Regions from separate parts of the Homo sapiens genome. Here regions 1, 2, 4, 5 and 6 are each linked to region 3. A link is a contact called in ENCODE Hi-C or POLR2A ChIA-PET data. All regions are on one chromosome and are shown on one strand. Each heading gives the region's core, a stretch centred on a gene start or an enhancer-like site at or near the end of the contact. The rest is flanking DNA. Distances are from core to core; before and after follow the strand shown.

Region 1 (4,516 bases), core at 1,635-4,134, 870 kb after region 3:
CTCAATCCCCAGCACCACAATTTTGGGAGTTGGGGACTTTTAGTCTTTTGGCAGAGCCCTCATGAATAGACTAATGCCACTATAAAGGGTTTGATGGATGGGGCTCGCCCTCTCTTGCCCTTCTGTCTTCTGCCCTGTGAGGATGCAGTGTTCCTTCCCTCCAGAAGATGCAGTAAGAAGGCCCTCCCTAGGTGCTGGCACCTTTATCTTGGAATTCCCAGCATCCAGAACTACGAGAAAACTAATTAATATTCTTTATAAATTGCCCACTTGGCAGTAGTTCATTATAGCAGCACAAATGGACTAAGACACTCTTCATGGATAGTTAATTAATCTTCAACAAATAGGCCAAGATAAATTAAAGGGGAAAGTCTTTTCAACAAGCTACTAAGGAAGTTGAATATTGACCTTCAGAAACACGAACTGAGCTCCTTACTGCATGCATTAAAGTTAACTCACACTGAAATGGTACATTTAGCAGCAGATATTAGAGGATATCTTCGTGACAGAGGGTTGGGGAAGGAGTTGTGTTTCCTTTTCTTTTAAAAAACTCAGAAATAGCCGGGTGCAGTGGCTCACAACTGTCATCCCAGCACTTTGGGTGGCCGAGGCAGGCAGATCACCTGAGGTCAGGAGTTTGAGACCAGCCTGACCAATATGGAGAAACCCTGTCTCTACTAAAAATATAAAATTAGCCAGATGTGGTGGCGCATGCCTGCAATCCCAGCTACTCAGGAGGCTGAGGTGGGAGAATTGCTTGAACCCGGAGGCAGAGGTTGCGGTGAGCCGAGATTGCACCATTGCACTTCAGTCTGGGCAACAGGAGCAAAACTCCATCTCAGAAAAAAAAAAAAGACAAACTCAGAAATAAACATCCTAACTCAGAAAAGCATGGTGTTGCCATAGAACTGACTGTGAGGAAACTAACAGCAATACTTTCTATATTGTGTTTAAACTTGCACATACAAATTTTGGGCTTTCTAGCTTCTCTTAGGATTTCTTTTATACTTTCTCTGGGGGAGGGGGTGTGGGTCTCACCATTGTTGATTTTTCCTTCATCATGGTAATGCGAACAGCTATTTTTGTCTGGAAGCTTTTATATGTATTTAAATCATTGCAGAAATCAACTACTTACTTGTTGCCATTTGTAAAAATATACAGAATCTGTATATAAACCCCTGACAATCAGTTAGTTTGATACATTGTGCCCTCTTTTAATATGTGTGGAAACAAATAAATAGAACATTGTTCCAGGAGCAGTTAATGTGAGGAGTGAGGGGTGGAGCATTTCATAAAATAGTAGTTTATCCTTCAGAGAGCAGTTTCTAGCATAATAGACTGTGGGAGTGTGTGTGTGTGTGTCTGTGTGTGTGCTTATTATTTTTTTTTAAGGAAACAGTATCATTTATGCATTAGGTTATACTCAGACGTCATTTTTTTCATTCATTTTCTAAACGTGCCCATTTGTCCTGGCAGAAAATGCTATAGTTTCTAGAAGTTGATTGAAGATTTCATTTCATCTATTGACATCTCATGTTCAGCTCCTTTCTATTTAGCCATGGCTACCAGCTTCTAGTTCATAACGCTTTTTTTTTTTTTTTTTTGAGATGGAGTTTTTTTTTTTCCTCGCTCTGTTGCCCAGGCTGGAGTGCAGTGGTGTGATGTCGGCTCACTGCAACCTCTGCCTGCCGGGTTCAAGCGATACTCCTGCCTCAGCTTCCTGAGGAGCCGGGATTACAGGAGCGTGCCACCACACCCGGCTAATTTTGCGTTTTTAGTAGAAACGGGGTTTCATCATGTTTGTCAGGCTGGTCTCAAACTCCCGACCTCAGGTGATCCACCCGCCTCAGCCTCCCAAAGTGCTGGGATTACAGGCGTGAGCCACCGCGCCCGGCCATAACGCTTTTAAGTCTAGTATTTTTACTTCATAAACATATGGAGAAAGGCTAATGTTTTCAAATTCAAAGTGTGATGTCTTGGCTTTTGATTGGAGCGTTTAATTCATTAACATTTAATGGCATAAGGAGGGAGCATTTCCACGCTGTGCAGAGGGGACAGGTATTTTGAGACCTCAGAGTAAAATTCTTAATTGTCCCTCCCTTATCACCAGCTTCTGATCCACCCCGGAGCTCCATTTTAGGAATCATTGCCTGGCTTCCCAGCTTGGGGATATGTTTGACCTCCTGAAAGGGGGTCTGCTTGTGAACTGTGAGTGCAGTAGGCTGCTTCTCTGAGCTTGTTCAAGTTTTTGCTTTTCTTCTCTTTTGATTCTTTATGAAATATTGCTGCCATATAATTCCAGTTTTTCCACATACTCAACTATTTTATTTTGTTGTCCTGTTTTTATCTTCTGGGCTGAAAATGAGTAGATTGAGAGATAAGGTGAGGGAAAGGCTTGGCAACGTCGCCAACAGCCTCATCCCAAATTCCTGATCCCTGGAGGACATCAGGCCCTCCCTCCTGCTGCAGGGTGGCCTGTGTGCCCCGGGCTCCCCTCCTGCTCCGAGGTCCGGGAATGGCTCCACTGGACAGGGAGCCTGGAATTCCCTGCACACACTTGTGAGTCCCTGTCCAGGAGGAAAAAGCAGGAAGAACCCACTGAATACAATCAGGAAATTCTAAAATGCAAACGTCACTTCGGGAGGGGTCAGGTCACTCCGTTGGGAGGAAGCCCGCCTTGCCAAGGGTCGTGCCTGGAACCTGTTCATCCGGCTCCACTCAGCACTGTGAGATCGCTTCTTCTGTCAATCAGCCACCAAGGGGCGGGACCTGGAGCACTATCCAATCAGGGATGAGGGGGCGGGGATTGTGAGAACTGTCAATCAGGCACGCTGCAGGGAGGAGGGTGCGACGTTCAAAGAGCCCGCGGAGTCTTCTCCACGCCCCTGCGCTCTGAGTCCTGGCTCTGGCGCTGAGAGAGAGACGCCCTGGAAGGTCTGTATCAGCGTCTGTCGCGCTGGGACCCACACTGGCTTTTAAGGAGGACACCCGGACACCTGGAAGCTGGGAAATGGTGAGTGTGCGGGGCCCGGCGTCCCGAGGCAAAGAAGGGGCAGGTTGGAACCGGCCGGAACCGACCGTGAGGGGACCCGGGCCTCGCCCTGGGCGACTCCGGGGTCTGCAAATCCCAGTGCCCCTGGCGCAGCTCTGCCCTTGGTCCCCTGGGCCGCAAGATGGGGCTGGGGCGGCAGCCGGGACCCCGGGCGTCCTGTCCCGTCCCTGCTCGGCCGCTGCGGCCCCGGCCCCGGCGCCCTCTCTGGGCAGCTCCGCGCCCGCAGCTCCGCGTCTCCCCAGATTGTGCAGTTGTAACCGGCACAGGTTCACGGCCCGAGTCACTGCACCGAGACGCCGAAGGCTGCAGCAGAAACAGTTTAATGGGGGAGAGGGGAGGACACCCCAGATCCGCCTCCCTGAGAGGTTTGGGGATGGGGTGTTTAGAGGTGTGGACAGGGACGGCTGGAGTGTGGGGTCGCTGGTTGGTGGAGAAGTGAGAGGTGACTCCTGGGACTGGAGGTGAAGAAACCGCATTCTGCTGAGTGGGTTCCCTTGTGGGGTCTTCAGCCTGGTTGGCGCCAGCCTTTCCGCTGCAATTCAGGATCCGAGAAAGAACTGAGGCGACCCGTGAGCAACTCTCAAGAGATCTTATCCCCGGGCACGATGAGGAAGCCGGCGGTCAGCGTCTGCTGTGACCTGACTCTCAGGGAGGCGGCCCCGTGAGGCAGCGGGGCTGAGGGCACCTGGTTAATATCTAACTGCAATCTCGCCTCCAGCCTGGCTCGCAGTTCCTGTGAACCCGGTGAGGACGCTGCACGGTGACAACGGAGGGTCACCAGGCAGAATCCAGACTCGTGTGTGTGGGCTTTGTGCTTTGGAAGAGAAGCTGTGATCTGTGGGTTCCCCAGTCCCTTCTTTCTTCCCAAAGGTGACCGGTTTCCCTCCGAGTCTTCCAAAGATGTGGGCAGCAGGGTCTCAAATCCACCACCCTATCCCCTCATCCTAACTCCTCCTAGGGCTGGCAGCAAATCTCTTGGTTTTCAGAGCCTTCCCCAGGCTAACTGTCTCTCATCAATTCCCAGCAACTTTATGAACTCTTTGTCCCTCAGGCAATATTTCAAACAGAGGCATTATTTTAATTGTCACTTTCTTTTCACATAGCAATGTATGGCTCTTTTTAAAAGATGTGTTTTTGTGTTTGTGAACATTTCACATGTGAGGAAGCAAAGAATAACCACTTGACTCCAGTGTGAAAAAAAAAAAAAAAAAAAAAAAGCCGGGCGCGGTGGCTCACGCCTGTAATCCCAGCACTTTGGGAGGCTAAGGCTGGCGGATCACCTGAGGTCGGGAGTTCGAGACCAGCCTGACCAACATGGAGGAACTCCGTCTCTACTAAAAATACAAAATTAGCCGGGGTGGTGGCTCATGCCTGTAATCCCAGCTACTTGGGAGGCTGAGGGAGGAGAATTGCTTGAACCCGGTAGGCGGAGGTTGCGGTGAGCCAAGATCACGCCATTGCACT
Region 2 (4,464 bases), core at 166-2,665, 550 kb after region 3:
AAGACCAGCCTGGGCAACATGGCGAAACCCCATCTCTACCAAAAATACAAAAATTAGCCGCCTGCGCCTGTAGTCCCAGCTACTCGGGAGGGTGAGGCAGCACAATCACCTGAGCTGCTGCTCAGGTGGGTCCAGGATGCAGTGAGCCGTGATCGCGCCATGCACTCCAACCTGGGCGACAGAGTGAGACCTTGTTTAAAAAACAATTTTTAGCCGGGCCAGGTGGCTCACGCCTGTAATCCTAGCCCTTTAGGAGGCCGATGCGGGCGGATCACCTGAGGTCAGGAGTTCAAGACCACCTTGGCCAACACGGTGAAACCCCGTCTTTACTGAAAATACAGAAATCAGCAGGGCGTGGTGGCGTGCCTGTAACCCCAGCTACTAGGGAAGCTGAGCAGAAGAATCGCTTGAATCCGGGAGGCAGAGGTTGCACTGAGCCCAGATCGTGTCATTGCACTCCAGCCTGGGCAAAAAAGAGCGAGACTCTGTCTTAAAAAAAAAAAAAAAAATTGTAAGAAAAAAATATTAAAGAAAAATCCCTAACTATAAGCCTTCGGGGAGACTGATTTGAGTGCTAACTCTGTCTCCGTCTTCGGCGTTGCGTGGTCCATCTCGTGTCAAACATTTTCTTTACTGCAATGCCCTGGTCTTTCTTTTTGCAGCACAGGCAGGAAGAACCCCTCAGGCGATTACAACAACAAAGCATCTAGTACACATTGATCATGATGTGAACAAAAACACGACAGCAGTTGCCAAGCTCTAAGCCACAGACAGCAGGGAAAACATTTATCCGCTGTCACAAGTTCTCCACGCTAGGCCAGGCGCGGTGGCTCACGCCTCTATTCCCAGCACCGGGCCTGTTTAAGTTTTAACAGGAGAAAGGGGGCACTGAGGGCCTCACAGCGCAGCTCCTCCCGCACGAGCCCCACACCCAAGGCGGGATTGCCCCCATGACCCTCCCGTGGCCCCGCACAATATGGAGAGGCTCCGGGCTGCGGGCGCGGAGCTGTCCAGAGAGGGCTCCCGGGCTGGGGCCGCAGTCGCCGCGCGGCGACGAGACAGGGCGCCCAGGGGTCCCGGCTGCCGGCCCAGCCGCACCCGGCGGCCGAATGGACCGAAGGCCGAGCTGCGCCAGCGGGGCTCGGGCCCCAGACCTCGAGTCGCCGCGGGGAGGTCCGGGTCCCGGCACAGCCGGTTCCAGCCAGTTCCAACCAGCCTCCGCCTACCCTCCCCCAAGTCTCGGGACTCCCAGCGGGGGCTCACACTCACCATTTCCTGGCTTTCAGGTGACTCCCACGTCCAAAGCAGTCACAACACAGACGACAGGGCGACAGAAGTATGGCGGTGGCAACCGGTCCCTCTCAGAGCAGGAAAAACGGGGTGCCAACCTCACCCGGCGGGAGGGGCCAAAGACTGAGGCGAACGGCAATGTGACCCGCGGATAAACAGTTGGCCGGGCCCCACCCCGGCGACTCTGATTGGGTGGAGCGCCAGGCCCCGCCCCCTGCATCCTGAGTGACAGCAGAAGTCCTGGGTAACAGGGCCAAGCAGAGCAGGACTGACCGCTTCAAGCCACAGTCCAAGGTCAAGTTCCCTCTCTACGCCCTGCTCTTTGAAAATTTGCATTTCGGCCAAACTTGCTCGTCTTAATTACTAGAAGTGGCTCTGTCAATGGTCTGTCCCTGCTTCTTCGTCCTGCACAGTGTCATAAGTGTGTGCAGGGAGTTCCAGACTCTATGTTTAATAGAGGTGAAAGCAATTAAAATATTTTATTCCAAAATATATTTATTTGGCAATTTCGAATGGCTGCAGCTTTGCCCTTGCACAACTGTCTTCTGGGGGGTGAAATTTGCGTCTATGGAGTATTTCCATTAGTGAAGCCATGCCCCCTCTCCCCTTTTCCCTTTCCCTGATCCGGGAGAAATTGAGAGTCTGACACTTTTAAAAGTCTGGAAAGCCGGGCGCGGCGGCTCACGCCTGTAATTTCAGCACTTTGGGAGGCCGAGGCGGGTATATCACCTGTGGTCGGGAGTTCGAGACCAGCCTGGCCAACATGGTGAAACCACATCTCTACTAAAATACAAAATATTAGCCAGTCGTGGTGGCGGACGCCTGTAATCCTAGCTATGTGGGAGGCTGAGGCAGGAGAATCACTTGAAGCTGGGAGGCGGAGGTTGCAGTGAGCCGAGATCATGCCACTGGACTCCAGCCTGGGCAACAAGAATGAAACTCCGTCTCAAAAAAAACAAAAACAAAAAAAGTCTGGAAAGAGGCCAGGCAAGGTGGCTGGGGCCTGTAATACCAGCACTTTAGGAGGCCAGGGCAGGAGAATCACTTTGGCCCAGGAGTCGAGGGCTGCAGTGAGCTGTGATTGCACCAGTACACTCCAGCCTGGGCAACAGAGTGAGACCAAAAAACAAAATAAGTAAGAAATTCTGGTTTTGCTTTTTTTTTTTTTTTTTTTTGAGATGGTGTCTTGCTCTGTTGCCCAGGCTGGAGTGAGTGACGCGATCTCGGCTCACCGCAAGCTCCGCCTCCCGGGTTCACGCCATTCTCCTGTCTCAGCCTCCCGAGTAGCTGGGACCACAGGCGCCTGCCACCATGCCTGGCTAATTTTTTGTGCTTTTAGTAGAGACGGGGTTTCACCGTGTTAGCCACGATGGTCTCGATCTCCTGACCTCGTGATCCGCCCGTCTCGGCCTCCCAAAGTGCTGGGATTACAGGCGTGAGCAACCGTGCCCGGCCAGAAATTCTTAAAAGAAGCATTTTGCATCCATTCTCTCTGTGGGAGTCTTCATCTATGTTGTGGGTGAGTGGCTACTATCTGGGCCAGTGGCGCAAGGGTAAAAGAATTTATCAAGACTGGCCGGGCGATGTGGCTCACACCTGTAATCCCAGCACTTTGGGAGACCGAGGCGGGCGGATCACCTGAGGTCAGGAGTTTGAAACCAGCCTGGCCAATGTGGCGAAACCCCATCTCTACTAAAAATACAAAAATTAGCCGGGCTTGGTGGTGGGCGCCTGTAATCCCAACTACCCAGGAGGCTGAGGCAGGAGAATCGCTGGAGAATCGGGAGGCAAAGGCTGCAGTGAGTCGAGATTGTGCCACTGCACTCCAGCCTGGGCAACAGAGCAAGACTCCATCTCAAAAAAAAAAAAAAAAAAAAAAAGGGATTTACCAAGACAGTTGTAGGTAAAAAAAAAAAAAAAAAAAAAAAAAAAGGCAGATTTATTAAGGAAAATATGAAAGTACCTTGCAAGAAGGCAACAGGCAGAACCAGCAGAAGGGAGCCGGCTGCAAAGAAACAAAGGTTTGCTAGAGATTTTATAGAATGCAACTTGGGAACTTGCATTGTTTTGTCACCTGAAATGTTTGATAAATCAAGGTTTTTGATGGTAAGCAAGAAATTTGTGAGTTATGTACATTATTTGTTTAGGAGGGCTATTTGTTCTGGGCCGTAAAGAAAGTGATACCTATGGCCAGGCACGGTGGCTCACGCCTGTAATCCCAGCACTTTGGGAGGCCAAGGCGGGCAGATCACCTAAGGTCAGGAGCTCAAGACCAGCTGGCCAACATGGCGAAACCCAGTCTCTACTAAAAAATACAGAAATTAGCCAGGCCTGGTGGCGGGTGCCTGTAATCCCAGCTACTCTGGAGGCTGAGGCAGGAGAATTACTTGAACCTGGGAGGTGGAGGTTGCAGTGAGCGAGATGCTGAGATTGAGTGACTGCACTCCAGCCTGGGTGACAAAGTGAGATTCCATCTCAAAAAAAAAAAAAAAAAAGTTTTTCTGGACTTTGAAAAACAAAAGAATTAGCAATATTTTAAACAAAAAGCTATAAAAAGATTATTTTAGTCTTCCCTTAGTTCAGTCTATGTCATAAACTTCTGTTCTGCTCAATAGTTATGAGCACATTAGTACTCAACAACAGTTTTACAGTTTTAAAATTCTTTTTATTTTTTGTTTCTTGTCCACCCGGGTTTTTATTTTTATTTTTATTTTTTTGAGACGGAGTCTCGCTCTGTCACCCAGGCTGGAGTCCAGTGGTGCGATTTTAGCTCACTGCAAGCTCCGCCTCCTGGGTTCACGCCATTCTCCTGCCTCAGCCTCCCGAGTAGCTGGGACTACAGGCGCCTGCCACCACGCCCGGCTAATTTTTTTTTTGTATTTTTAGTAGAGAGGGGGTTTCACCGTGTTAGCCAGGATGGTCTAGATCTCCTCTGCCTCCTGGGTTCAAGCAATTCTCCTGCCACAGCCTCCTGAGTAGCTGGGATTACAGGTATGTACCACTACACCCAGCTAATTTTTTGTATTTTTAGTACAGACAGGGTTTCACCATGTTGGCCAGGCTGGTCTTGAATCCCTGACGTCGTGATCCACCCACTTCTTCCTCCCAAAGTGCTGGGATTACAGCACTTTGAGCCACTGCACCCGGCGAAGAACATCCATTATTAAGGTCTGG
Region 3 (4,153 bases), core at 1,451-3,950:
GCCTCCCAGGTCCACGCCATTCTCCTGCCTCAGCCTCCAGAGTAGCTGGGACTACAGGCGCCCGCCTCCACGCCCAGCTAATTTTTTGTATTTTTAGTAGAGACGGGGTTTCACAATGTTAGCCAGGATGGTCTCGAGCTCCTGACCTCGTGATCCGCCCTCCTTGGCCTCCCAAAGTGCTGGGATTACAGGCATGAGCCACCGTGCCGGGCCCTTAAATTCTTAAGGATTGTTCCTTAAACATCCAGCAGAAGGCCTGGCACGATGGCTCACACCTATAATCCCAGCACTTTGGGAGGCTGAGGCGGGTGGATCACCTGCGGTCCGGAGTTCGAGACCGGACTGGCCAACATGGTGAAACCCCGCCTCTACTCAAAATACAAAAAAATTAGCCGGGCATAGTGGTGTGTGCCTGTAATCCCAGGTACTTGGGAGGCTAAGGCAGGAGAATGGCTGTCAATATGCACCAATTACACTCAGTGTACCTACCTTACAGATGTGAAACTCAAATGTAATGTCTAAAAACACACCCAAGGAAACCACAATTAAAACCTCAGACATCCTCCCCTCTTCCCCTAACAGCATCTGCCTGTGGCTCCTCAGCTTCCAAGTGCGGAGGTTGCAGTAAGCCAAAATTGTGCCACTGCACTCCAGCCTGGGCAAAAGAGCAAGACTTGGTCTTTAAAAAAAAAAAAAAAAAAAAAAATCCAGCAGAATTACTTAAACACAGTGTTTACGTATAAAGGAAGCAAAAGGCCTGGCGTGGTGGCTCATGCCTGTAATCCCAGCATTTTGGGAGGCCAAGGCGGGAGGATCATGAGGTCAGGAGATCAGGAGATTGAGACCATCCTGGGAAACATAGTGAAACACTCTCTACTAAAAAAAAAAAAAAAAAATACAAAAATTAGCTGGGCGTGGTAGCTTGTGCCTGTAATCCCAGCTACTTGGGAGGTTGAGGCAGGAGAATCGCTTGAACCCGAGAGGCAGAGGTTGCAGTGAGCTGAGATCGTGTCACTGCACTCCAGCCTGGCGAGAAAGCTAGACTCCGTCTCAAAAAAAAAAGTAAATAAATAATAAATAAATAAATAAATAAATAAATAAAGGAAGGAAGCAAGAAAATTTTAAGCCATTTAACAAGAAAACCCACTATTGCTTTCAGAAAATGAGAATGTTGGGCCGGTAATAGTAGCTCATGCCTGGAATCCTAGCACTTTGGGATGCTGAGGGTGGAGGATCGCTTGAGCCCAGGAGTTCAAGATCAGCCTGAGCAACACAGCCAGACCCCATCTGTTAAAAAAAAAAAAAAGAAAATAATAATGTCAGTTAATTATTTCCATGGCAATAAATAGTTTACAAAAGTATTACTTCTATCTGAATGCTTCTAGATGTTGCAAGTTTAAGTCCTGGAATACCATCTGAAACATCAAACTAAAAGAACAGACCTGAGAAACATATTCCATGTGCTCAGGGAAAGAACAAAGAATTTTTAACAAATGTAATATTGGGATGTTTTTTGTTTTCTGAGATTCATTTCTTTTTTGCCCTTTGGAAATATTTTGTACTGTCTCTCAAGTTCTTCTGATAACATATATTTTATATTTATTGGAAAAATGACATTCGAGTGAATAAATCTTTTCAAGGTCATAAACCCAAGGCGGGACAGTGCCAATCTGAAACTGTGCTGAAAAGATAGATTACCCAGGAAAGTTTACAAAAAGGAACCTCAACGCAAAGGAGTTCCCATAGGATGTCTGTGCCCTGGAAAGGTACCAGGATGAGGGCCACAGCATTTTATGCAGATTAGTTCCAAGTGAATAATTTTTCTGATTTTTCTCTGATGTAAAATATCCACAAACAAGAAATAAATCGTTTAAAAGAGGCATCTATTGGAAAAAAGATTATTAAAATACTGCGTGTGTTTGAAATGCACCACACAGGACAAAGAGTTGGTGACGATGTTTTCCACTGGCGAGCGGAAGTAGGCGTTTGGGAATTCGGGGAGGGATCCGGAAATCTAGGGATTAATGGCCCGCCGTGGGAGGAGCTAGGCTGGGGGGACAGGGTAGTGGATTTGAGACTCTGCTTCCAACATCTTTGGAAGACTCAGGGGGAAACAGCCTTTGGGAAGAAAGAAGGGACTGGGAACCCCAGACTGTAGCTCCTCCCACACAAACCAAACACACAAGGCGGGATTCTCCCCAGGACCCTCCCGTGGTCCCTGCACGATCTGGGAAAGACGCGGGGCTGCGGGCGCGGAGTTGTCCAGAGAGGGCTCCGGGGCTGGGACCGCAGTCGCCGCGCAGGGACGGGACAGGACGCTTGGAGTTCCAGCTGCCAGCCCAGCCCCACACTGCGGCCGGAGGTGACCGTGGGGAGGCCCGGGTCCCGCGATCACGGCCGGTTCCAACTAGTCCGGCCCTGCACACTCACCATTTTCCGGCCTCGCGGGTGTCCCGGTGTTGTCCCTAAGGTTCACGGAGCCAGCGCAGGGTACAGCGCATCCGATGCAGGGGTACAGCAACCTGACGCGTCAAGGGGCCAGGAGACCCCAAGCTAAGCACAACCCGATCGCACAGTGACGTAGCACGCATTTGCGCAGCGTAGCCGTACCCTCCTTTCCGGCGCCGCCCCTGATTGGACAATTATACAGCCCCGCCCCTTTTTGTCCGAATGACAGCTAGGCAGCAGGTCTAGTAGCTAGGCAGATCTCGCTTCCGCCGGTGGGACGGAACTGGTGCCCTCCGTGGACAATTGTGTTGAAGCAGAAATTGTTCCGGATCTCGGGTCGGACACGGAAGTCTTCCTGCAGTGTTTCTGGATGCGGGGACAGGGATGCGCAGGAATTCCAGTCTCAGTTTCCAGATGGAGCGACCCCTCGAGGAGCAAGTCCAGAGCAAGTGGTCGTCTAGTCAAGGCCGCACAGGAACAGGAGGGTCTGATGTCCTCCAGGTACCAGGGGCTTGGCATAATGTTGTAAGGCCTCTCGTGGAATAGTGACCCTTGTTTATAAACAGACGGTTACCCCATCATGTGTAATAAAAAGTGTGGTTGCATTTTAATCTTTGACCATAACAGCGTTGAGGCGTCCACCTTTCTTTTCCCCACCTCCACACATTTGGCACTTTAGAAAAGGAACCCCAAGGCAGGGCTTGGTGGCGCACACCCGTAGTCCCAGCTACTGCGTGGTGGGGGCGGTGGGGGAGGTCGGGGGGTGGGTGGGCTGAGGCGGGTGGATCGCTTGACTCCAGGAGTTTGAGTTCAGTCTGGGCAACATGGCCAGAACCCATCCCAAGAAAAAAAAAAAAAGGAAAGAAAGAAAAAACAATCCGTAGGACACCCGAGCACTTGGCTCGGGTGGTAAATTGCAACCCTAACCTGGGCACAGGGACTCTTCAGACCAATCACGATCTATGAGACGTGCTCAGTAAACTGCGTTTTACTCTGGAAGGAAATGGTTTGTTTTCGTTGTTTTTTTGTTTGTTTGTTTTTAGTTTAAGCATGTTTTTATTGCTTTTCATTTTTATTTTTATTTTTGTAGATTTATGGTTACAAATGCACTTGTGTTACGTGGATATATTTCATAGTGGCGAAGTCTGGCTTTTAGTGCACCCATCACCCAAAGAGTGTATATTGTACCCAATAGGTAATATTTCATCCCTCATCCCCCCTCTCTGTCCAACCTATTGGCATCTCCAGTGTCTATTATTCCATTCTGTATGTCCATGTTTACCCATTGTTTAGCTCCCACTTATATGTAAGAAGATGCAGTTTTTGACTTTCTGTTTTTGCATCATCGCACTTAGGATAATGGCCTCCAGTTCCATCCGTGTTGCTGTAAAGTGGAAGGAAATTTATCTCAAATAAGTTTTCTAAAGTGTCCCTACAGAACTTGGAAAGACCAAGAGCCCAAAACCAGCCTGGGCAACATAGCGAGACCCCATTTCTCAAAAAATTTTTAAAAATTAGCTGGGTATGGTGTTCACCTGTAGTCCTAGCTCCTTCGGAGGCTGAGGCAGAAGGATCTCAAGGCTAAGAGTTTGAGGTTACAGTGAGCCAAGATTGTGCCACTGCATTCCAGCCTGGGAGAGAGAGAGACTGTCTCTAAATTTTTTTTTTAAAGTAGAAACATATTTCATTTTTCCCATTATAGAGG
Region 4 (4,094 bases), core at 421-2,920, 580 kb after region 3:
ATATTGGAAGGAGTTTAGTTTAGCTTTAAAGCAAAAGTCATAACTGCCGCTTCCGTAAAGAAATTGTCTCCTTGCTTGGGAACCAGATTGCCTTTGTAAAACTAAGAAATTAGCCACAAGATTAGAAATTATGGTTCAGGAAATATGCGGCCAGAGTACACAAGATTCCCAACCTTCTCACTTGCTCCTGTGGATAATATTATTGTTGTAAGACCTAAGATTGGTGTTTGAGGTATTTTTGAGACCCTTCATTCTGATAAATTTGCTGGCATCACACAGACCAATAAACTGGCTCACCTGCTCCAGTGGCCCCTAGCCAAGAACTGACTCAGTGCAAGAAGACAGCTGAGACTTCCTGTGATATCCTTTTCGCGACCAATCAGCATTCCCCATTTTCCAGCCTTCTGCTCACCAAATTATCTTTAAAACCCTAGCCTCGGCCGGGTGCGGGGGCTCAGGCCTGTAATCCCAGCACTTTGGGAGGCCGAGGCGGGTGGATCATGAGGTCAGGAGTTTGAGACCAGCCTGACCAACATGGTAAACCCCGTCTCTACTAAAAATACAAAAATTAGCCGGGCATGGTGGCGCATGCCTGTAATCCCAGCTACTCAGGAGGTTGAGGCAGGAGAATCGCTTGAACCCGGGAGGCGGAGGTTGCACTGAGCCGAGATTGCGCCACTGCACTCCAGCATGGGCGACAGAGAGATTCCGTCTCAAAAAAAAACCAAAAAAACAAAACCTAGCCTCCCATTTTTTAGGGAGACAGAATTGAATAAAAATAAAACTCTTCTCTTTCATTTAGCCGGCTCTATGTATATTAAACTCCACTGCAATTCCCTGTCTTTTTTTTTTTTTTTTTTTTCGGAGACAGGGTCTCACTCTGACATCCAGGCTGGTAAAATCACAGCTCACTGTGGCCTCGACCTCTCTGGGCTCAGGCGATCCTCTCATTTCAGCCTTCCGAGTAGCTGGGACTGCAAACATGTACCACCACGCCCGACTAATTTTTGTATTTTTTGTAGAGGCGGGGTTTTGCTATGTTACCCAGGCTGGGCTTAAGTTCCTAGGCTCAAGCAATCTGCCTGCCTTGGCTTCCCAAAGTGGTGGGGTTACAGGCATGAGCTACCCCCACCCCCCCAGCCCACCGCCGGACGAGCTAAAGTTTCTATTCAACAGTACTCTATGGCAGGGGTCCCCAACCCCCGGTCCATGGCCTGTAAGGAACCAGTCCGCACAGCAGGAGGTGAGCGGCTGGCGGGCGAGCCAGCGGGCATTATCGCCAGAGATATGCTTCCTGTCAGATCAGCAGAGGCATTAGTCTGTCATAGGAGCCCGAACCCTATTGTGAGCTGCACATGCGAGGGATCTAGGTTGGGTTCGCCTTATGAGGATAAAATGCCTGATCTGAGGTGGAAGTTTCATTCCGAAACTATCTGCCCCCGTAGGAGAACTGTCTTCCACGAAACCGGTTCTGGTGCTAAAAAGGTTACAGACCTCTGGCTTAAAGAATCTATCGCTGGATCCGGTCAAACCCGTTTTCAGAGCCCCGTTACCAAGGGCTTCTATTGTCACTCACGGCTGAGGGGGCGGGGCCCGGCGCTTCGTCCAATCAGGGGCGCTGGGCGGGGCCTGCCGAGTGTCCATCGGGGAGGGCGAAGGCCCTGCTCTCCTCGGTTCCCGGCTCCAGGCGGCGAGCTGAGGTTGGGAGCCTGGCTTTCCCCTCCGAGAGGGTTCAGGTGCCTCTGCCATAGCTTCTGTCGCCTGTGCTGTGACCCGCACTGGTCGTGGGAGTCACCTGAAAGGCAAGAAATGGTGAGCGTGCGGGCCAGGGGTCCCGAGGCGGGGGAGGAGCTGGTTGGAACCGGCCGGAACCGGCTGTGGTGGGACCCGGGCCTCCCCGCGGCGACTCCGGGGTCTGGGACCCGATTTCCCGTGGGACAGCTCGGCCCTTGGTCCCCTTGGCCCCACAGTGGGGCTGGGCCGGCCGCCGGGACCCGGGCGTCTCGTCCTGTCCCTGCGCGGTGACTGTCACCCAGTTCCCAGAGCCCTCTCTGGGCAGCTCCGCGCCCGCTGCCCCGCGTCTCCCCACATTGTGCGGGGACTACGCGAGGGTCATGGGGGGATCCCGCCTCGGGTGTGGGGGTTTGTGTAGGAGGAGGGTGGGCTGTGGGGTCCCCAGTAGCGCCTTTCTCCTCTTAAAAATTAAACTGAGACACGTTAACAATTATAGTTTTGCTTCTCAGAATAGGTTTTAAAAAATATATTAATAATTAGAGTTCCTTTGAGATTCCTGAATGATAAACACCCAGTCCTGGCTTGTAATTTGTTAACGGAAAATGCCAAGCTGTGTAAAATAACTTAAAGAAGTTTATTCAGAGCCGAATAGGAGAGGCCTCAGCTGAGGAAAACACAACCCCAGGAGGCCTGAAGTAAGTGGTCCCGAGGCGGCTCAAGACTGTTTTTATTCATTTCAGGGAGACAGGAATTGCAGGGAGAATCATGCATCAATGCCTGGAAAGGTGTAAGTTCCTTTGGCAGAAAGGGCGGGACCTGTGGAAGGGGGGTTAGAAGGTGCAGGTGGTTGAGGGATTCTGAAGGTGGCCGTTGGTGGAGAGTGTGAAGCTTTGTCTAAAACTTCGAGGCGGTAGGAAGGATTGCTTAAGTGAAGAGGGTCTGGTATCTGTCATATGATTTCATCCCACCCAAAACAAAAGACCTGTTTCTTTAGATTTTGTGAATTCTAAGATTTGACTTACCTCTTGCCTTGCATGGCCTTAGGTCTTGTTTGTAATTTGGTTTCTTATTGTCACAGAGAGTCTGTGTTTCCAGTTGGCTGATGTCTGTTTTAACATGAAGGTGGGTCAGTGGCTATGTGGAAACTCCTAAAGGAAGCGGGTATAATGAGGCCTGTCCAGGTATAGTGAAGCCTGTCTGATGGTTAATCTGTAGTCAAGTGTGGGAGGGTTCCAGCTGGCTCTTTCCAGTGTCAGGTGACTCAATTCCAGAGTCACATTACTTTAAACTTCAAGATAATTTAGAGTTCCAACAGCTTCAATTTTTGAATTACTTATTTTCACAGACCATACAGTGGAAAATTTTTGGTTGTATAATCAGAGGTTACTCGACCAATTGTACCTGGTTAAGCCCATATTTCATTTCCCAATAAATTAGTAACTTGTTATTGTTTTCTCAGGCCACATACCGTCACATAAGTTAGTACTTTATATGAATAGCATTTGAATTTGATTTCCATGTTCTTGGCCAAGATCTTAGAGTACTATAGGCATTAAGTTTAATTACTTCTTATTCAAAATTTTCAACACTCCCCAGTTAACTGGTACTTCTCTGCATTTTCCAAATATATGGGAAGTGAGATCTCAAACCCTCCACCCTGTGACCCTGGCCTACCTCTGGAGAGCTTGCAGTACAATACTAAAATTTCAGTTCCTTTCTAAAATTTGCAGACACCAACTCTCCTTCTTCAATTTGTAGTATCAACTATTTGTTTTTGTTTTTGTTTTTTTTTGGAGACAGAGTCTTGTTCTGTCACCCAGGCTGGAGTGCAGTGGCGCGATCTCTACTCACTGCAAGCTCCGCCTCCCGGGTTCACGCCATTCTCCTGACTCAGCCTCCCAAGTAGCTGGGACTACAGGAGCCCGTCACCACGCCTGGCTAATTTTTTGTATTTTTAGTAGAGACGGGGTTTCACTGTGTTAGCCAGGATGGTCTTGATCTCCTGACCTTGTGATCCACCCGCCTTGGCCTCCCAAAGTGCTGGGATTACAGGTGTGAGTCACTGCGCCTGGCCCGTTTTTTGTTTTTGTTTTTTTGAGACGGAGTCTCGCTCTGTCGCCCAGGCTGGAGTGTAGTGGCACAATCTCTGCTCACTGCAAGCTCCACCTCCCGGGTTCATGCCATTCTCCTGCCTCAGCCTCGTAAATGAAAATGCACTGGCCAGGTGCAGTGGCTCATGCCTATAATCCCAACACTTTGGGAGGTTGAGGTGGGTAGATCACTTGAGGCCAGGAGTTTGAGACCAGCCTGGCCAATATGGTGAAACCTTGGCTCTACTAGAAATACAAAAGAAATCAGCC
Region 5 (4,037 bases), core at 335-2,834, 840 kb after region 3:
CATCTTGGGGTGGCCCCAGGCAGCTCTGAAACCCAGGACCAGGAAACCATAGAGGATGGGCTGGGGACTCATCACTCTGTAACGTTTCCAAAGAGGAAACTTAATCCAAAGACATTCTCAAAAGGTGTCTCTGTCTAGGGATGATGAAGGGAGGACAGTAACAAAGATTTTATTTATTAATATTCATTTTTTTTACAGCGAAATGTCTGGTGGTTTTTCTCTGCTTCCTCTCATGTGAAATGTTCACAAACACAAAACCTTTTACAAAGAGCCATATATTGCTATGTATAAACAAAATGACAATTAAAATACTAGCCTCTGTTTGAAAAATAAACTGGGGGACAAGGAGTTCATAAAGTTGCTGTGAATTGAGGAGAGAAAGCCTGAGGAAGGCTCTGGAAGCCAAGGGATTTTCTGTCGGCCCTAGGAGGAGTTAGGATGAGAGAACACAGTGGTGGACTTGAGACCCTGCTGCCCACATCTTTGGAAGACTCGAAGGCGAACGGGTCACCCTTGGGAAGAAAGAAGGGACAGGGGACCACACAGACCACAACTCCTCCCACACACAAACCCCACACACGAGTCTGCCTGGTGACCTGTCATCACCGTGCAGCCTCCTCACCGGGTTCACAGAACTGCGAGCCAGGCTGGAGGCGAGATTGCAGTTAGATATTAACCAGGTGCCCTCAGCCCCGCTGCCTCGCGGGGCCGCCTCCCCAAGAGTCAGGCCACAGCAGATGCTGACCGCCGGCTTCGCCATTGTGCTTGGGGATGAGATCTCTGAGAGTTGCTCAAGAGTCGCCTGAGTTCTTTCTCAGATCCTGAATTCCAGCGGAAAGGCTGGCGCCAACCAGGCTGAAGACCCCACAAGGGAACCCACTCAGCAGAAGAATGCGGTTTCTTCACCTCCAGTCCCAAGAGTCACCCCTCACTTCCCCACCATCCAGCGACCCCACGCCCCAGCCGCCCCTGTCCACACCCCTAAACACCCCATCCCCAAACCTCTCAGGAAGGCGGATCTGGGGTGTCCTCCCCTCTCCCCCTATTAAACTGTTTCTGCTGCAGCCCTCGGCGTCTCGGTGCAGTGACTCGGGCCGCGAACCTGTGCCGGTTACAGCCGCACAATCTGGGGAGACGCAGGACTGCGGGCGCGGAGCTGCCCAGACAGGCCTCCAGGGCCAGGGCCGCAGTGGCCGCGCAGGGACGGGACAGGACGCCCGGGGTCCCGGCTGCCGCCCCAGCCCCATCGTGCGGCCGAGGGAACCGAGGGCCGAGCTGCGCCAGGGTGTCGCCGGCGGGGAAGACCTGGTGCCACCACAGCCGGTTCCGGCCGGTTCCAACCAGTCTCTCCTCTCACGCGTCGGGACACCAGACCTCACACACTCACCATTTCCCGGCTTCCGGCGTCCAGGTTCCTCCCTCTGCCTCCCGCTGTCAGTGCGGGTCCCAGCGAGACAGAAGCTGCCACAGACGTTCCAGGGCGTCTCTCAGTGACAGAACCCGGAGCCCAGTGCAGGGGCGTGGAGAAGACTCGGCGGGCTCTTTGAACCTTGCACCCTCCTCCGGTCAGTGCGCCTGATTGACAGTTCTCACGACCCCGCCCCGCGGCCCTGATTGGATAGTGCGCCAGGTCCCTCCCCCGGGCACTGAGTAACGGAAGAAGCGATCTCGGGCAGCGGAGTGGAACCTGATAAACAGATTCCAGACAGGCCTTGAGAGGACTAGCTTCCTCCCTGCGCTGTGACCTGACCCCCTCCCAGGGGACATTTGCATTTAGGCAGTATGTCCTGACCTTCCTCCTTTTTCCTCTTGGACAGGGACCCACAAGTCTGTGCAGGAAATTCCAGACTCACTGTCCAGTGGAGCTATCCCCTGATTTGAGAGCAGGAAGGGAGCCCAGGCCACACTGCAGCAGAAGGGAGGGGCTGATGTCCTCCAGGAATCAGGAGTTTTGGATGAGGCTGTTGGCTGCACAGGCCAAGCCTTTCTCCCACCTTATGTCTCAATCTACTAATTTTCAGTGCAGAATATAAAAACACCCCAACAAAGCCGGGCGTGGTGGCTCACACCTGTAATCCCAGCACTTTGGGAGGCTGAGGCAGGTGGATCACCTGAGGTCAGAAATTCGAGACCAGTCTGGCCAACATGGTGAAATCCCGTCTCTAAAATACAAAGATTAGCCGGATGTGGTGGCGCACGCCTGTAGTCCCAGCTACTCAGGAGGCTGAGACAGAGGAATCACTTGAACCTGGAAGGCAGAGGCTGCAGTGAGAGAGTGGGCGAGACAGAGGGAGACTCCGTCTCAAAAAAAAAAAAAAAGAAAAAAGAAAAAAGAAATAAATAAAATTGTTAAATGTGTGGAAAAACTGGAATTATATGGCGGCAATATTTTATAAAGCAAAAACTTGAACTAGCTCAGATAAGCAGCCTGCTGCATCCACACACAGTTCACAAGTCAACCACTTTCAGGAGGCCAAACATATTCCAAAGCTTGGAGGCCAGACGATAATTCCTGAAATGGAGCCCTAGGGTGGATCAGAACCTGGGGATGAGTCAGGGGCACTAATGGATTTAACTCTGGGAGTTCAATTTGCCCTCCTGTCTCCTAAACACAGCGTGGAAATGCTCCTTCCATCAAGCCTATAAATGTTATTGAATTAAATGCTTCAATCAAAGGCTGAGACATTAGACTTTGAATTTGAAAACATTCATCTTCATATTTTTATGAAGAATACCAGATATAAAAGCATTATGAGGCCAGGCACCGTGGCTCATGCCTGCAATCCCACCACTTTGGGAGGCTGAGGTGGGTGGATTGCTTGAGCTCAGGAGCTCAAGACCGGCCTGGGCAATGTGGTGAAACCCCCATCTCTATTTAAAAACAAACAAAAAAAAAGCGTTATTAACTGGGAGCTGGCACCCATGGTGATACGAAGAAAAAGAGGTTTAATTGACTCACAGTTCAGCATGGCTGGGGAGGCCTCACAATCATGGTGGAAGGCAAAGGAGGAGCAAAAGCAAATGTTACATGGCGGCAGGCAAGAGAGCGTGTGCAGGGGAACTGCCCTTTATAAAGCCATCGGATCTCATGAGACTTACTCACCCAAATCTCATTTTGAATTGCAGCTCCCATAATCCCCACATGTCATGGGAGTGATCCAGTGGGAGGTAATTGAATCATGGAGGCGGTTTTCCCATGCTGTTCTCGTGATAGTGAATAAGTCTCATGAAATCTGATGGCTTTATAAAGGGCAGTTTCCCTGTACATGCTCTCTTGCCTGCCGCCATGTAACATTTGCCTTTGCTCCTCCTTAGCCTTCCACCAACACCTGACCAAATGGATATGACATCTACAGAACTTTCCACCCAAAACCAACAGATTATACATTCTTCTCCTCACCACATGGCACATACTCTAAAATCAGTAACATAATCAGACATAAAATAACCCTCAGCAAATTAAAAAAACAAGCAAACAAAATCATACCAACTGCACTCTCAGACCACAGTGCAATAAAAATAGAAATCAAGACTAAGAAAATCTCCCCAAACCATACAATTATATCAAAATTAAATGACCTGGTTCAGAATGACTTCTGAGTAAATAATGAAATTAACACCAAAATCAAGAAATTCTTGGAAACTGAGAAGAAAGATACAACATACCAGAATCTCTGGGGCACAGCTAAAGAAGTGTTAAGATGGAAATTTATAGCACTAACTGCCCAAATCAAAAAGAAAGATCTGAAATTAATAACCCAATATCACAACTAGAAGAACTAGAGAAGCAAGAGCAAACCAATCCCAAAGCTAGCAGAAGACAAGAAATGACCAAAATCAGAGCTAAAATGACCAAAATCAGAGCTAAACTGAAGGAAATTGAGATACAAAAAAAAAAAAAAACATACAAAAGATTAGCAAATGCAAGACTTAGTTCTTGGAAAAAAATAACTTAAAAAGTCCCAAATAGTCAAGGCAATCCTAAGCAAAAAGAACAAAGCTGGAGGCATCATGCTACCAGACTTCAAACTATATAC
Region 6 (4,128 bases), core at 1,365-3,864, 810 kb after region 3:
AAACTTCTGGACTCAAGTGATCCTCCCACCTCGGCCTGCCAAAGTGCTGGGATTACAGGTGTAAGCCAGCATGCCAAGCCCTAAAGTTTTTGTTTTTTTGAGGAAAATTTTCACCCTGTCTCCCAGGCTGGAGTGCAGTGGTGCCCTCAAGGCTCACTGCAGCCTTGGATCTTCGGGGCTCAAGCGATCCTCCCGCCTTAGTCTCCCGAGTATAGTAGCTGAGACTACAGGAATATGACACCATGCCCAGCTATTTTGTTTGGTTGTTTTCAGTAGAGATGAGATCTTGCTATGTTGCCCTGCCCACTCTGGTCTTGAACTCCTAGGCTCAAGCAATCCTCCCACCTGGGCCTCTGAAAGTGCTGGGATTACAGGAGTGAGTCACTGTGCCTGGACTAAAATTTTTAAAAAATGTTTTCTTTCCCGTGTCTCTACTAAAAATACAAAAATCTGCCGGGCATGTCGGCACATGCCTGTAATCCCAGCTACTTGGGAGGCTGAGGCAGGGGAATCGCTTGAACCCAGGAGGCCGAGGTTGCAGTGAGCCAAGATAGCACCATTGCACTCCAGCCTGGGCAACAGACACAGTGAGACTGTCTCAAAAAAAAAAAAAAAAAAAAAGTTTTCCTTATTTTCAGAGGTGTTGATAACATTTTTAAATAGTGCTATTCATTTGTCTGTGGAAAAATGATAAAATATGGCAGCTGTTTCAAATGTAGCATGGGAAACACATAATTGATAAGGATGTCAATTGGCGAGGGGAAGTTGGTGTTTTTGAATGTGAGGAGAAAACCAGAAATTTAGGGATTTACTGTCATACCTGGGAAGAACTAGGCTGGGAGAGGGGTCCCAAAAACTCCCTCTTTGATCAAACTAGTCAGGCTCCTCAGAGCCCCCCTCTTCTTGAGTAGACTTTGGCCTTTTCCTGCAGAGCCCTGTGGTAGCAAAAACCCTTCTAAGGGAGTTTAGAGAAAATTCCCCCAAACCTGATATCCAATCAAGTCCCTTTTCCCTACGTTTGACAATCTCTTCCCTAATTCTTGACACTAAACCAACTTCCATCCTCTCCCTCACCTTGCCTATTAGCTGTAAATTCAATACTGTCGTTGATGCAGCCTTCACCTCCTGGGCTCAAGCAATTCTCCTGCCTCAGCCTCCAGACTAACTACAGAAGCGGCCATCATACCTGACTAATTTTTTTTTTTTTTAACAGAGTCTCGCTCTGTCGCCAGGCTGGAGTGCAGTGGCACCATCTCGGCTCACGCAACCTCCGCCTCCTGCGTTCAAGCGATTGTCTTGCCTCAGCCTCCCGAGTAGCCGGATTACAGGCACGTGCCACCACGCCCAGCTAATTTTTGTATTTTTGGTAGAGTCGGGGTTTCACCATGTTGGCCAGGATGGTCTCGAATTCCTGACCTCGTCATCCGCCCGCCTCGGCCTCCCAAAGTGCTGGGATTGTAGACGTGAGCCACCGCGCCCGGCCATACCCGACTAATTTTTTAAAATATTTTGTACAGACGGGGTCTCGCCATGTTGTCCACGCTGGCATCACCTTGCCTTACGCTGGAATGTTAAATATACTCTTTTAAATTGGAAAGGAAATGAAACCCAAATGTAAAGAAAAAAAAAAAAAAGCTCTATGGGGGCGGGGGGAGGGGGGCGGGCCAAACTCTGATTAAATTGTTGTGCCTCACAAACTAGCCTTGTATAAAAAACGTTGTAATCCTGTTAAATTTCTTGCCTATATAAGCAAGAACTTAAACTTTTAAATTTGAAACACTGAGCCCATTTCCGTGGATCCTGTGTTTTCCCAAATGGGCCATTCCCAGCTTCTTGCTTGAGTAAACTTTAAAAAACTGGAATCTGATTCTTTTATTTCAGGTTGACAAGTCCACATACGGCGACAGCATCACTGTAACTAATCAAGTATTTAATCCTGTTTGCCTCCTCATGCAACTTATAAAAGCCTTTTCTTCAATCACAAGCCATGACCGGGTGTTTCTCACTCGGAATCGCTGTTGCTCCAACAAACTCTTTAACTGTTAACAGAGCCTCAGTTTAATTTTTAGCAGAAGAAAGGCGGGACACATCCGACCCCCCATGACCCTCCCGTGGCCCCCGCACAATCTGGGAAGACGCCGGGCTGCGGGCGCGGAGCTGCCCAGAGAGGACTCCGGGGCCGGGGCCGCAGTCGCCGCGTAGGGACGGGACAGGACGCCCGGGGTCCCAGCTGCGGGCCCAGCCCCACCTGGCGGCCGAGCGGACCGAGGGCCAAGCCACGCCATGGGGGACGCGGGTCCCAATCGCCGGGGTCGCCCGAGCGGAGGCCTGGGTCCCGCCACAGCAGGATCCTGTTGGTTCCACCCAGCCCCTCTTCCACGTATCTGGACGCTAGGCCGGGCACTTTACCATTTCCCTGCTTCTTGGTGTCCCGGCGTCCTCTTTATGACTCCGGAGCAGGTCACAGCGCAGGTGACAGCGTCACAGGAGCCGTGGCGGAGGCACCTGGGGCCTCTCGGAGCAGCAAGGACTGGATGCAGAACGCAACGGACCCCAGCAACAAAGGAGTGCAGAGACTCTGAGTGCGGCCTTCTGCTTCCCCGGATTGACAGTTGGCAGGGCCCCGTCCCAGGGCCCCTGATTGGATGGGGTTCCAGGCTCCGCCCCTCAGCCCTGAGTGACAGGGTAAGCCCTGGGTAACGGAGCCCTGCAGAGCCCGGCTGATTAATCCTAGCTACAGCCTTTCTAAGGCTAAGCTCACTCCCTGCGCCCTGGTCGTTGGCTATCTGCATTTCAGCCAAACTTGCTACTTATTGTTAGAAGGGGCACTGTTAGCTTCCTCGATCTTTCAGAAATGTGTGCTGGGAATTCCAGACTCGGTGTTCAATGGAGTCATTCCTTTGCCTCATAGCAGGAAGGAAATCCAGGCCAGGCCAGGCCAGGCAAGACTGCACCAGGAGGGAGAGGCAGGTGTCCTCTACAGGGCGGGAATTGGGGATGAGACTTCCTCACACTCCCCCCGTCCCACCCCTGAATATGGAACCGCTTCCTCCCCCTAGACTTCATTTTCACCAGCAGAAGTTCTCACCTGGGGTCAGTTTAAGCTTCTAACCTAAGTAAACTATTACCTTCACAAACCCTTTCTCCAGGTGACATGTCAGACAAATCTTACTGAGCCTGATCTTCACAGATTATCTTTGTATGTACAAATTACAGTCTGTCGCCGGGACCCTTTGCACGTAAAAACCAAACACTGCCCCCGCAAAACGTCCCTAGGCTCTAGGTACAGCCCCAGTAAGGACAGAACCTCCCCCCAACCCCCCTACACAAAGTGCACCTGCACGTGAGTCTCCTGCTTTCCAGGGCTCTGTAGCTTCTCAGGATCCACATTCCTTCCGCAGCTGTTCTGAGCAGCTGGAGGCCACCTGCAGTAGAGGGCAGGCTGCCCGGGAAACACCCAGGGGAGCTCCCTTTCCCTCCCTTTGCCGGCTCCAGACTGGCCTCAGCAGGGTGTCACTGGCCTTAGGCTCTGCTGCCCCCTACAGGTTATTCACTTCATTGATCGGTTACCTGAGACAAACACCCTCAGTTCCACTGTACGTATGTATAAAGTGGGGAAGGAAAATTCTAAGATAATTGAAGTGAATTAAAAGACTTGCAGGCAGGGTGCGGGGGCTCACGCCTATAATCCCAACCCTTTTGGAGGCTGAAGCGGGAGGACTGCTTGAACCCAGGAGTTCATCATCCTGGAAAACGGAGCCACACCTCGTCTGTACTAAAAATTTAAAAATTAGCAGTGCGTGGTGTCCTGAACCTGTAGTCCCAGCTACTCGGGAGGCTGAGGTGGGAAGATCTTGAGCCCAGGAGTTTGAAGCTTCAGTGACCTATGATCTCGCCACTGTGCTTCAGCAAGAGTTGTGATAGTTGTATCAGATAAAATAGACTTTAAATAAAAAACAGTACAAAAAGACAAAGAAGATCATGAGATACTGATAACAGAATCAATTCAGCAAGATAATATAGTAATACTAAATATATATGCATCCAACATTGGAGAGGCCAAATTAATAAAGCAAATATTTCTAGACCTAAAGAAAGATATAGATAGCAATACAATAATAGTATGGG

What was found. Hi-C counts contacts between places; a loop is a spot of excess contacts on that map. ChIA-PET counts read pairs that join two places held with the same protein, here RNA polymerase II (POLR2A). Pooled maps may share reads with other maps.
Region 1: a loop to region 3 is called in a pooled map, with 16 times the contacts of the local background. The contact joins the promoter of ZNF823 here to the promoter of ZNF490 in region 3. A Hi-C loop is called at or near these places in 2 of 37 single-sample maps with no recorded cell type and 11 of 50 pooled maps. POLR2A ChIA-PET finds 5 or more read pairs at or near these places in 1 of 52 experiments (HCT116).
Region 2: a loop to region 3 is called in a map with no recorded cell type, with 8 times the contacts of the local background. The contact joins the promoter of ZNF844 here to the promoter of ZNF490 in region 3. A Hi-C loop is called at or near these places in 2 of 37 single-sample maps with no recorded cell type and 6 of 50 pooled maps. POLR2A ChIA-PET finds 5 or more read pairs at or near these places in 5 of 52 experiments (Caco-2, GM10248, GM12878 and 2 more).
Region 4: a loop to region 3 is called in a pooled map, with 4 times the contacts of the local background. The contact joins the promoter of ZNF433 here to the promoter of ZNF490 in region 3. A Hi-C loop is called at or near these places in 5 of 50 pooled maps. POLR2A ChIA-PET finds 5 or more read pairs at or near these places in 3 of 52 experiments (AG04450, T-cell and WTC11).
Region 5: a map of Right ventricle myocardium inferior shows a loop between it and region 3 (4-fold over the local background). The contact joins the promoter of ZNF441 here to the promoter of ZNF490 in region 3. A Hi-C loop is called at or near these places in 2 of 168 maps with a recorded cell type or tissue (Right ventricle myocardium inferior and chondrocyte), 1 of 37 single-sample maps with no recorded cell type and 7 of 50 pooled maps. POLR2A ChIA-PET finds 5 or more read pairs at or near these places in 3 of 52 experiments (A549, B cell and MCF 10A).
Region 6: a loop to region 3 is called in a pooled map, with 3 times the contacts of the local background. The contact joins the promoter of ZNF491 here to the promoter of ZNF490 in region 3. A Hi-C loop is called at or near these places in 5 of 50 pooled maps.

The regions. Positions count from the first base shown.
Region 1 is chr19:11,737,314-11,741,829 of GRCh38, reverse strand. ZNF823 (zinc finger protein 823) reads left to right here and starts at 2,884. Exons shown (of 4, transcript NM_001080493.4): 1 at 2,884-3,013. The coding sequence starts at 3,011. RefSeq lists silencers at 2,706-2,900, 3,161-3,310 and enhancers at 2,911-2,990, 3,381-3,510.
Region 2 is chr19:12,061,682-12,066,145 of GRCh38, reverse strand. It overlaps ZNF844 (zinc finger protein 844), which reads right to left and starts at 1,415. Exons shown (of 4, transcript NM_001136501.3): 1 at 1,270-1,415. The coding sequence starts at 1,272. RefSeq lists a silencer at 971-1,150 and an enhancer at 1,241-1,330.
Region 3 is chr19:12,609,360-12,613,512 of GRCh38, reverse strand. ZNF490 (zinc finger protein 490) reads left to right here and starts at 2,700. Exons shown (of 5, transcript NM_020714.3): 1 at 2,700-2,949. The coding sequence starts at 2,833. It overlaps ZNF791 (zinc finger protein 791), which reads right to left and starts at 2,593. Exons shown (of 4, transcript NM_153358.3): 1 at 2,431-2,593. The coding sequence starts at 2,433. RefSeq lists enhancers at 1-182, 627-696, 2,422-2,481, 2,812-3,031 and a silencer at 2,622-2,681.
Region 4 is chr19:12,033,255-12,037,348 of GRCh38, reverse strand. It overlaps ZNF433 (zinc finger protein 433), which reads left to right and starts at 1,670. Exons shown (of 4, transcript NM_001308348.2): 1 at 1,670-1,812. The coding sequence starts at 1,810. ZNF433-AS1 (ZNF433 and ZNF878 antisense RNA 1) reads right to left here. Exons shown (of 3, transcript NR_134929.1): 2 at 1,577-1,795. RefSeq lists silencers at 1,556-1,715, 1,956-2,005, 2,016-2,135.
Region 5 is chr19:11,764,547-11,768,583 of GRCh38, reverse strand. It overlaps ZNF441 (zinc finger protein 441), which reads right to left and starts at 1,584. Exons shown (of 4, transcript NM_152355.3): 1 at 1,388-1,584. The coding sequence starts at 1,390. RefSeq lists silencers at 554-663, 1,114-1,253 and an enhancer at 1,324-1,423.
Region 6 is chr19:11,797,009-11,801,136 of GRCh38, reverse strand. ZNF491 (zinc finger protein 491) reads right to left here and starts at 2,614. Exons shown (of 3, transcript NM_152356.4): 1 at 2,410-2,614. RefSeq lists enhancers at 2,353-2,512, 2,523-2,622, 2,848-3,359 and a silencer at 3,453-3,622.